Linked DNA regions of Homo sapiens: region 1 is linked to region 2. A link is a contact called in ENCODE Hi-C or POLR2A ChIA-PET data. All regions are on one chromosome and are shown on one strand. Each heading gives the region's core, a stretch centred on a gene start or an enhancer-like site at or near the end of the contact. The rest is flanking DNA. Distances are from core to core; before and after follow the strand shown. Region 1 holds the start of UNC79 (unc-79 subunit of NALCN channel complex). Region 2 overlaps BTBD7 (BTB domain containing 7).

Region 1 (4,676 bases), core at 866-3,365, 190 kb before region 2:
CTACAGATGAAAAAAATCTGTTTCACTAACACGTCTAAAATAGCTACTTAAGTCCACTAATTGCTCTACAGAATCAAGTCCATAGATAGATTTTATTCATTGCCCAGGAAAGAGACAAGACAAAGCATCCAGTCCATTTCAAAATGTAACAAGGAAGAGAAAACACAGGAAGAGGACAGTAATACTCACTGGCTTTAGCCTGAAATTACTTACGTAATATGTAACTACACAATCAAATGACAGGTGGTGTTTTTTCCTTTAAAAACCATACTATAATAAAACCACTTGGCTTTATTATAATATCAGGATGTGATATTCTCAAGTGGGAGGTTCTACATGGACTCAAACTATGTTACCATTCCTCAAAACAGAATGCACCCAATTTTTTTCAAAAACCTCTGTAAAAGCAAAACTTAATTTTGAATGTAGATTTAACTTTCAGAAACATGCAAAAAAAATCACAAGAGAGCTTCCTAACTATTTAGAGGAGATGGACTATTTAAAAGTGGGCAATGCTTGTCATTATCATAGCCATCATTTATTGAGTACATTCTATGTGCTAGGCTCATTACTAAACCTTTTATATGTATTCTCTCATTCCCCACAACAACCCCATCAGCATGATTAGCCCAGGTTTACAGATGAGGAAATAAAGTTCAGAGAGGTCAATTATCTTGCCCAAGGTCAAACAGTAGCAAAACTAAGATTGAAACTCAGATCTTCCGGATTCCAAAAAAACATAAAGAAGTAAAAGCACTGGGTGGTAGGTGGGCATGCACAATTTCTAATGAACCATCAATCTGAGAATTCTATAAGCCTTCAGTTTATTTAATTTATCTGGTGAATAAATGACATACTGCATTTTATCATATATAAGATATTGCCCTCAAATAATGAGACTACTGTTTTGTGTGTCTCAAAAACCGGCTTTAGTAGCCATTCCAAAGAAGAATTACAAAGACTTTTAAGTAGTGACAGCATTATCCATATAACGTGTACTGCTTTGGAAGAAAGGAGTCAATCTAGGTGAATAAGTTCTGGTATATTGTTAAAAATTCAAACTTACTGCTTAATAAAAACGTCTTTTATTTACAATCTGAAGTTTAAGCTCCTGAATCCCTCAAGCCCTCAAGTGTACTCGGAAAAAGGCTTCACATTGATCAACCTACCAAGCACACACCGAAGGCCTACTAGTGCGCACTGCAATAAGACAGACTATGGGAACCATATTAGAAACTTACTCCATCCACAAGGAGTTAGCAGGTTGCTTCCAACCACGCACACAGTCAGTCATTACTGGGACAACCAAAATCCTCCGGTGCTATGGGCTGCCCTACAAAGGAAGCCTGCTCTTTGGAACAATAATTAGATCAATTAGGTCATTTTCCCAGAGCTCCTTTCACTTTCTTGTAAGCACCGCATGGTTGTGGTTGGTTTTGACATTGGTGTTGGCATTAGTGAGTTAATTTTCCTCTTGCCTGGCTCCCTGCTCCCTCCCCCTTCTCTCCCTTCTTGCCTCTTCCACCCGAAGTGGAAACTGCAGACTCAAACTCCCCTATGGCTCCAGCACCAAGAACTGGGCATGCTCAGAAGGCCAGGCAGGCTTTGGTTGCAACTGACAGTTCCCCGCCCCTGATTTGCCGCTACCCCCCTTCCCCCACTCCAACAAGAGATACTGAAATGTTTATCTGAAAGATACGAGGCCTCTTTTTCCCGAGAATGACCCCATTTTAATTTCATTTCGCAGGGTCTCTGAGTCTTGAGAAACCCCCGCTGGAGCCCGAGGAAGACCGTATTATTTTTCAGCACCGGGGACAGCGCCGCGCTGCCATTAACGTCCACCCTCCCCCACCTTCTCTCTCCGCCACCCCCCACCCGCCCCAACCTCAGCCCCCACCCCCGCACCAGCACAATGCCAAGGTCTCCCAGCAGCCGCAAACGCCGCAGCTGCAATAGCTCCCAGCCGAGGCCGGGCCGGAATGCCGGGCCGGCTGCTACTTACACTGCTCCGCTTTGGTGGACATGGTGCTGTCCAGTTGGAAAGGCTTTGCCCCAAAATCTGTGTCGTGTGAGCTCCCTCGCTCCGCCAGCGATGTTGCGAGGAAAAGAGTGCATACCCCCCACCCCCCACCCCCTCGCTTTCCCCCTCCCTTAGGCCCGTGTCGCTACCATTCGGACAAAACGCACATCAAATTGCAGAATTCGGTCCCGGAAGGTTAGGAAATCGCCCCCGGAGAAATGGGTGGGATTTAATAGGCGGCCAAAGGCTTCCTGTCCGTCCCCTCCTGGAGCTGCCCGCGTTGATGTGGGCGGGGAGACCGAAAGGAGAGAGCAGGCTGCGGCTCCTGGTGAAATGGGAAAATGGGCTCGACCGGGGGAGGAGTATTTCCATTCATAAGGCGCACGGAGGGGACGGGTGTTTCCCAGAGAAAAGCCTCTTAAAGCGCCGGAGTCCCCGACCATTTGGATCTCCCATTGGCGTTCTCCGGGCCTGTAAATCCTGCTCCCGGAGCAGCCCCCGGAGCCTCAGCAGGGTGACCAGAGAGGGACCCAGGTGCGTCCCACGCTTCGTCTCAACCTCGGGGAGGAAGGAGAGGGAGGCGGATCCGGGGCGGGCTGGAGCGCCGGGGCCGGAGGGCGCGAGGATGTTCCTGAGGACCGCGAGGAAGAAAATGCAGGAGGAACCCTCAGCATGGCTTCCCTGTGCGCTGCGGTCCCTGCCCTCGCCTCCCCTCTGCGATGGGCTCTCCTGCTGATGATTGGGGATGGGAGGTCCCACTGCCAGGGGGCTGTGACAAGACTTTAGAAGTTGGGGCTGAAGGAAGGAGGAGATGTCCACGGATGGTGAAGCTGGAAGGGCCACAGAAAAGGAAGATGAAAGACTGAAGACAGGAAGACCCCAGGTGTGCTCCCTTGCAGCCATCCCAGCTGGACAGGGACACATTAGGAAGCCCCTCGACTGGAAAACCGAAGGCAGCGGGAAAGGAAGGCAATAGACGAGGGCATCGTGCATATTAATAGGAAGATATCCAAAGAATCCACTACAGAATGGAGAGACACTTGGAGTCGGGAAGAACCAGATTCAAGACCCACTTTTACCACTTACTCACTCAAGGACCATCTTCTAATCTCCCTACACCTCCGGTTCTTTATCTGTAAAATGGGAACATTAAAACCTTGCCCTGTCACCTGAAGAGTTACTGGGCAGATCGAATGGATGCGCAAGTCCTTGTAAACTAAAAGTACGGCACAATCCCCAACCATTATGTCCATTCTTCATTCAAATAGTTTAATTTGTTAAAGCTGAGGGGCATGGTCATAGCAGGTTAATTTAGTAAAAGTTACAGGAACAAAACGGTAAGTGTTGACAATGACTTTTAATGCTGATAAATCAATGTTTTCCACCTCAGAGAATAAAAGATCCTATTTAGGGAAAGAATTTTAAATTCTGTGTAATATATCAAACTATTCAGGTGAAATCTTGGACAATTAAGAAAAATATTATGAACAAACATCAAGGAAAGATGCTTCTGAGTAGCAAATAAAAAAATCTACAAATAACAGGGAAACTGCCCATAATGATGCACACACAGCACTCAAGTTTCATGGTATTTGCAAAAATGTTCATAAAGGGTTAGTGAATTGGCTCTTTGGGTTGCATATGTGATTGGACTCTGACATCCTGCTGATTGGCAGGTTGCTCTGGCTAATCAGCTATCATTCCATGTCATTGTTCATTCCCAAAACCACATCCCAAAGAGAAGTTCCATTTATTAGTAAAAGATAAATGATTATGTGAAGCATGATGCCAAAGAGTTCGTTCTGAGTAAAAAGAAATTGGAATCATTCTAAAGAAAATATGAATATAATGAACATTCCTGAGAAGATGACAAACACTTTGTATGACTAAAAGAAAGCTCAATGGGTTATTCAGAAAATTCTTGGAAGCCTGAGGCTTTGATAAAGAAAACAGTAATTGGAAATTAACACACATGAAAAAGAGGTGTCTTGGATAATACAGAAACAAAGGACAAAGTATGTGTTGGAAACCTATTATCCCTTTATCTGCTTAACAATCTTTCATTTGTCATCAATTAACCCTCCCGTTACTGAGTTAAGGGAGAGTATAATGGTGTTAAGTCATGGACTGAGGAGTTAGACAGCCTGGGTTTGAATTCCAGCTTTGCCTCTCATGATCTGTGTAACCTGGTGCAAGTTACTTAACTTCTCCATGCCTCGACTGCCTTACCTGAAAAATGGTCATATCATAGTCACATTAAAGGTTGTCAGGAATAAATAAGTATATATATGAGAATCTAGAACAATGACACATATGAGTGATGGCTGCTATTAGCATTACTGCTGAAACTCCTCAAATGCACCCAATCCATTCAGGTTAGTTCTGATGCTTCGGAGCCTCCAAAGCCTGATAGCACCCATATAATTGAGACTCTAATCATCAACCTAGGCACTCACAGCTTGAGCCTTCTGACATGCCCATTAACTCACTAACCTGGGCCATATCCATTACTCAGTTTCACCATTCCGACATATGGCCTTACTACTTCAATGAACTCCCTCACCTTTCCTTCTGTCTCCACCTATCTCAATCCTTCCTGCTTAGTTTTCTTCTATTGCAGAGGTAGTGCCTCTTCTCATTGCCAGATGCAATGCCT
Region 2 (4,657 bases), core at 1-2,500:
TTCCCGCTCAGCCTCCATAAATCTAATGTCATTTTTTTTTTAATAAGTCCTAGGAGCTGGGCTTCATTCCTCCAGCGGGAGTCCAGTCAGGGTCCTGAAGTTTGCTGGTTCAGGAAAGAACAGGAAAGAGAAAAGCCTTCTGTGCCCAGGCTAAAGCTGTTACATTTCCACAGTGTGGATGCAGTCAGAATCCCTGCACATTCTGGTCATAAGGATTAGAGTCACCAGATGAGGCTCTAAACAGATCGCATCCCTTGGAATTAGAAAGCAGTGGAGACCGGGCGCAGTGACTCACACCTGTGATCGGCACTTCGGAAGGCCGAGGCGGGCAGATCACTGAAGCTCAGGAGTTCAAGACCAGCCTGGGCAACATGGCGAAACTCCATTTCTATAAAAAATACAAAAAAAAAAAAATCTAGCCAGGCGTGGTGGTGCGTGCCTGTAGTCCCAGCTACTTGGGGGGCTGAGGTGGCAGGATCGCTTGAGCCTGGGAGGTTGAGACTGCAGTGAGCCAAGATTGCACCACTGTGCTCCCACCTGGGCAACAGTGAGACCCTGTCTCAAAAAAAAAAAAAAAGGCAGTGGAAATAGAGAAGTAACTTAAAGGTCACACTGACAGAATTTCTGGTTCTGAGCGTCAACTCTCCAGCTGTGATGGCGGAACTGACTGCTTGCTGCCTTTAATTGTCTTGCTCTCTATGGGAAAAAAACAAAAGGGCTTCAGTCTCATGGATGTTATTTGGTGTTTGTAAAGATACGTTTTCTTTTAAACGATTTTCAAAATATGTCTAAATTTTGGTGTTGTGTAATGCATAATGCTTTCTCACCAACAGAAAAAAGGAAAAAAATTGTTTTCAGTTAAACACTACATGTCCTACTTGAACTCCACTGGGACGCTGGTTTGGCATTTACTAAACCACTGAGCACATGGGGTCTTTCAGGATCCTCTCCCTTGGAAGGGCAATGTGTGAGCTAAGGACTGTTTTTTTTCTTACTCTCCAATGTAAATATATGAGTATTTGAGTTTTTAAATCACTTCAACATTATTTGAGCATTTACTTTGTATTTTTACAAACACATAAACACACAGCCGTAGCACTTAGAAGAAAAGAGGCTTTCTAAGCATTCCTTCCTCTGCAGGATATTTGGGATCCTCTTTTCTATGTATGTATATATATAAAAAACTATGAATCACTCACACTCACTCGAAAACTATGCAGGGCTAGGGAGCGTTTATGAGCTACCGGGTAAATGAATTACATGCACTTTGAAGTAAATAGGTTTTCTATTGGGTGTCAACAACGCTGATTTCTCCCAAAACTATAGTTTCTCTTACGGTCTTTTCCTCCTTTACCCTGTGGATATACACTCAGGAATAATCTGACATTTTAGAAAAGCCGAACAGTAGATAGTCTCCAAGATGGGAAACATGTCGTGTGTCTGCACGCCCCGGCAAACTGCCGCCACTCGTTCTGCTGCCTGACTGGTTAGCTGCTGTGCGGGTGCGCTCGGTGACACTGGTGGTGGTGCACGCTCCCGAGCTCCCAGAGTTAACACTAATCTGCAGGTCGGCTGTGCATCGCATTCGAGGCTCCTTTTTTAAAGAGAAAAGCATAGGCCTCTGTTCTCATTTGTAAGAAGTTTGACTCATAATAGAAGACGGTGTCTTTTGAAGCCCAGTCTCTGTCTGTCTTCAGAAACAAAAGTGAATGCCGTCATGTTCCTTGATGTGTGTTTCTGCCACATATGTATGTTGACATGTTCATGTACTGCGCCGGTACTGCAAGTAAGACTCAACAGACCTAATTTGGATGGGGAGAAAAACTCTCATCCCTGACCCTTCCCCCCCCGCAAATGTTAGACCAGAGCTGTTGATCCCACACATTCATTTTTCTGAAAATTCATGAACTATTCTCTCATATCCCTGAAATATAAAAGTAAGTGGCCACTATTCCTAAGATTATTTAGTTTATAAAGTTTGCTTTTAATCATACAATAGCTTACCTGGCTAAAACTTTGCGTATAAAGGGAAAACTTGCTTTAATCTGTGGGATTGCGGACCGATGCGACTTGCAGAAGGTAAACAGGCGTGGGTTTTGTGTGCGTTAGGTTAGGTGTTAGTGGACTTTTAATGTATCTTGTGAAGTATGGTTACTAGGGTAGGTTCAAGAGCTACATGCCTCTGGCTTTTGAACCCATCTATTAAATCTTTTTTAATGCTGTACTAAGATAAATGTGAAGTCTGAGTAAGGTTGCTCTCAGAAAAAAAAAAAAAGCATATATATATATAAAATAAAATTTAGGCCATGGGAACTGGCATTTTACTTGGTATAGGAATTTAATGAGAACCAAATCACAAAAATACCAGATCTCCTTTTGAGATCGTGGACAATCAGGCCTTTGGACAATCACCGCTTCCAGTGCCCGCTGTGCGTTGAGGTTAGAGACCTACCGTTTACACGCTAGAGCCGAGAGGACGTTCAAGTTTCTTAAAGATGCTGTTGGTCTTTTTTCTTATGTTATTGTTTTAGTTTTGTGATTTTGATGAATAATTGAAGTTCAGAGTCACCCGTGGCTCCTAAGGAAAAAACAGCATCATGAAAGGCAAAAAGTATTTGAAACGTAATTGTTTCAATTTTCCACGCCCGTTCTCACATGCCCCCTTTAGCTTTATTTCTGGGAACATGTCACTAGACCTCAGCTAGCCTGACACCGCAATAACCCGTTAGGCTTTGAGGCTTTTCAGTGAATTCTTGACATTTAAATCTTCTTATAGAATTCTTTATGAAGCCTTAACTAATTCTTGTTTTTGCTTCCTCAGAAACTTTTTATTGCATCTGCCATCCTTCATTGGATTTTTGTTTTGGTTTGTTGTTGCCATTCTAGCAATGAGCTTAGTCCTTGTACATCTGCATTAAGGTGCCGATGCAGAAGGCAAATTGGAAACACGCGCCAGCGGCAGTGGGGCTCAAAGCCGACCTCCATGCATCATTCTCTAGAGTTGAAAGGATTGACATTTCTCAGTAACTACCCGGCAAAATATATATTTTCATAATGTTGAATTTGCCTTTTAGGAAAACAATGTTTCATGAAACACTTGTAAGATACTTATTTTGAAATTAATTATAAGGCATTCATATTTTTAGGACTGAATTCAAAGGGAAATGCTTCTTTGACTTTTTTTCATTGTTCGGTTGACTTTCAGCTTTCTGGAGTGACAAAGCAGCAGTGATGGGTGCTATTCCTGGTTCTGTGGTGGTTTACTTTGTCTACTAAGTGATTTACTTTCAAACCTCATTACAGATAATCTTACTAAAAGACTTAACATGCACACTGCTAAAAGGTGTTTTACTGTTTTCCATTAACGCTGTTGTATGAACAATATTTGGTGACATGTTGTCTTTTTGTCCTGTAGATTGTCATATCTGTTATGTAGTTATCCTTTTGGCAAGTCCTTTGATTTTTTTTTCCTCTAGAAAATCCTCAGACTGTCAATCTTCCATATTTTGAATATTATAATGCTGTGGCCATTTCTATAGAAAGATTACTTGCAAGTGTGTGTCTTGAAAATAACCTCTTGTATTTGTGTGTTTATGTGAGTTCTGTCTAAGAGATCAGATAAGCTCTGGAAGCTTCATCATCTGTACCTACATGTAACTGTATCTGGGTTACATGGGCAGGCGGTACCAAGTCCTGCTCTTCGATGGGGTGGCTGAGAGATAAAGGTTCCTGAACTCTCCTTGCTGTGTATGCACCACATCTGTACTTCAGAGAGGTGGAAAATCATCTACAACACTGCGTTTCTTGTGGTTGTGCTGTTACTGGTATAAAGTCAAGTGCCTTCAATGCTAAAGGCTCAGAAATTTTTCTTAAACTGATTTCATGTCCTATGCAAGTGTTTTCTACAACCTGCATAACCAGTACTTTGTAAAACTTGTTTACGCTTCAATTGTACATAGTGATTTTTAAAGAAATATATAGTATTTTTATTTAGGTACCTCCAAACTTGAATTCGTCTGTGTGAAGCATTGTAAAACGATACATTTCTCTTTTGAGTACCATTACAGTTGTACAGAGGTTTTCACTGCTTCTATTTTTCTACTGTTACTGATAAGCATGTAACACTGACTTTATCCTACATATAGTTGGCATTTCAAATAAATGGCTTGTATAGAATCTGCTGAGTTGGATACAGTCTGTTTTAGCAGTGGAGCATACAGTCTTCAATTATAGAAGTCATTGCACCCCTGGAGGGTAGAATTGGGAGGTTTTCTAGGTTGATTTTCTCTGTTTCTAGGATTTCAATCATTCAGAGGCATTTTATCATCATCATCATCATCGTTTTCTCGGAAATCACACATTTTATTCTGAATCATCAAGTTCATTATTTTCTATTATTTCATTGAGACATTTCTGAGAAATTTTATTTTACAAATTTGAGCGGAAAGTTCCTCTCACAGGGGTCTTCAGGATTGCAGGAAGCTCAGCATGGCACCCACGTGAACCAGGCACCTGGATGTGTCCTGCTCTTCAGGGCCCTTCGAGGGTCAGAGACCTGGCCTAGATTCTGAGCTTTGCCTTTGCTTTCACACCCAGGCTCAGTAATATTTTCAATTTCAAAAGGAAATGAGATCATGGTCTAGAGTCTAGGATTCTG

What was found. A loop is a pair of places that touch in the nucleus more often than their neighbours do. ChIA-PET counts read pairs that join two places held with the same protein, here RNA polymerase II (POLR2A).
Region 1: a loop to region 2 is called in a map of chondrocyte, with 2.0 times the contacts of the local background. The contact joins the promoter of UNC79 here to the enhancer-like site in region 2. A Hi-C loop is called at or near these places in 1 of 168 maps with a recorded cell type or tissue (chondrocyte). POLR2A ChIA-PET finds 5 or more read pairs at or near these places in 2 of 52 experiments (OCI-LY7 and WTC11).

Annotation. Positions count from the first base shown.
Region 1 is chr14:93,428,378-93,433,053 of GRCh38, reverse strand. It overlaps UNC79 (unc-79 subunit of NALCN channel complex), which reads right to left and starts at 2,115. Exons shown (of 52, transcript NM_001395159.1): 1 at 2,003-2,115. The coding sequence starts at 2,024.
Region 2 is chr14:93,237,069-93,241,725 of GRCh38, reverse strand. BTBD7 (BTB domain containing 7) reads left to right here. Exons shown (of 11, transcript NM_001002860.4): 11 at 1-4,176. Among named protein-coding and RNA genes, the nearest start is that of UBR7, 32 kb to the right of the region's middle. Within about 2 kb of position 1,250, at least 3 of the 41 ENCODE cell types and tissues checked have a DNase peak (open chromatin) inside an H3K27ac peak, as active enhancers do.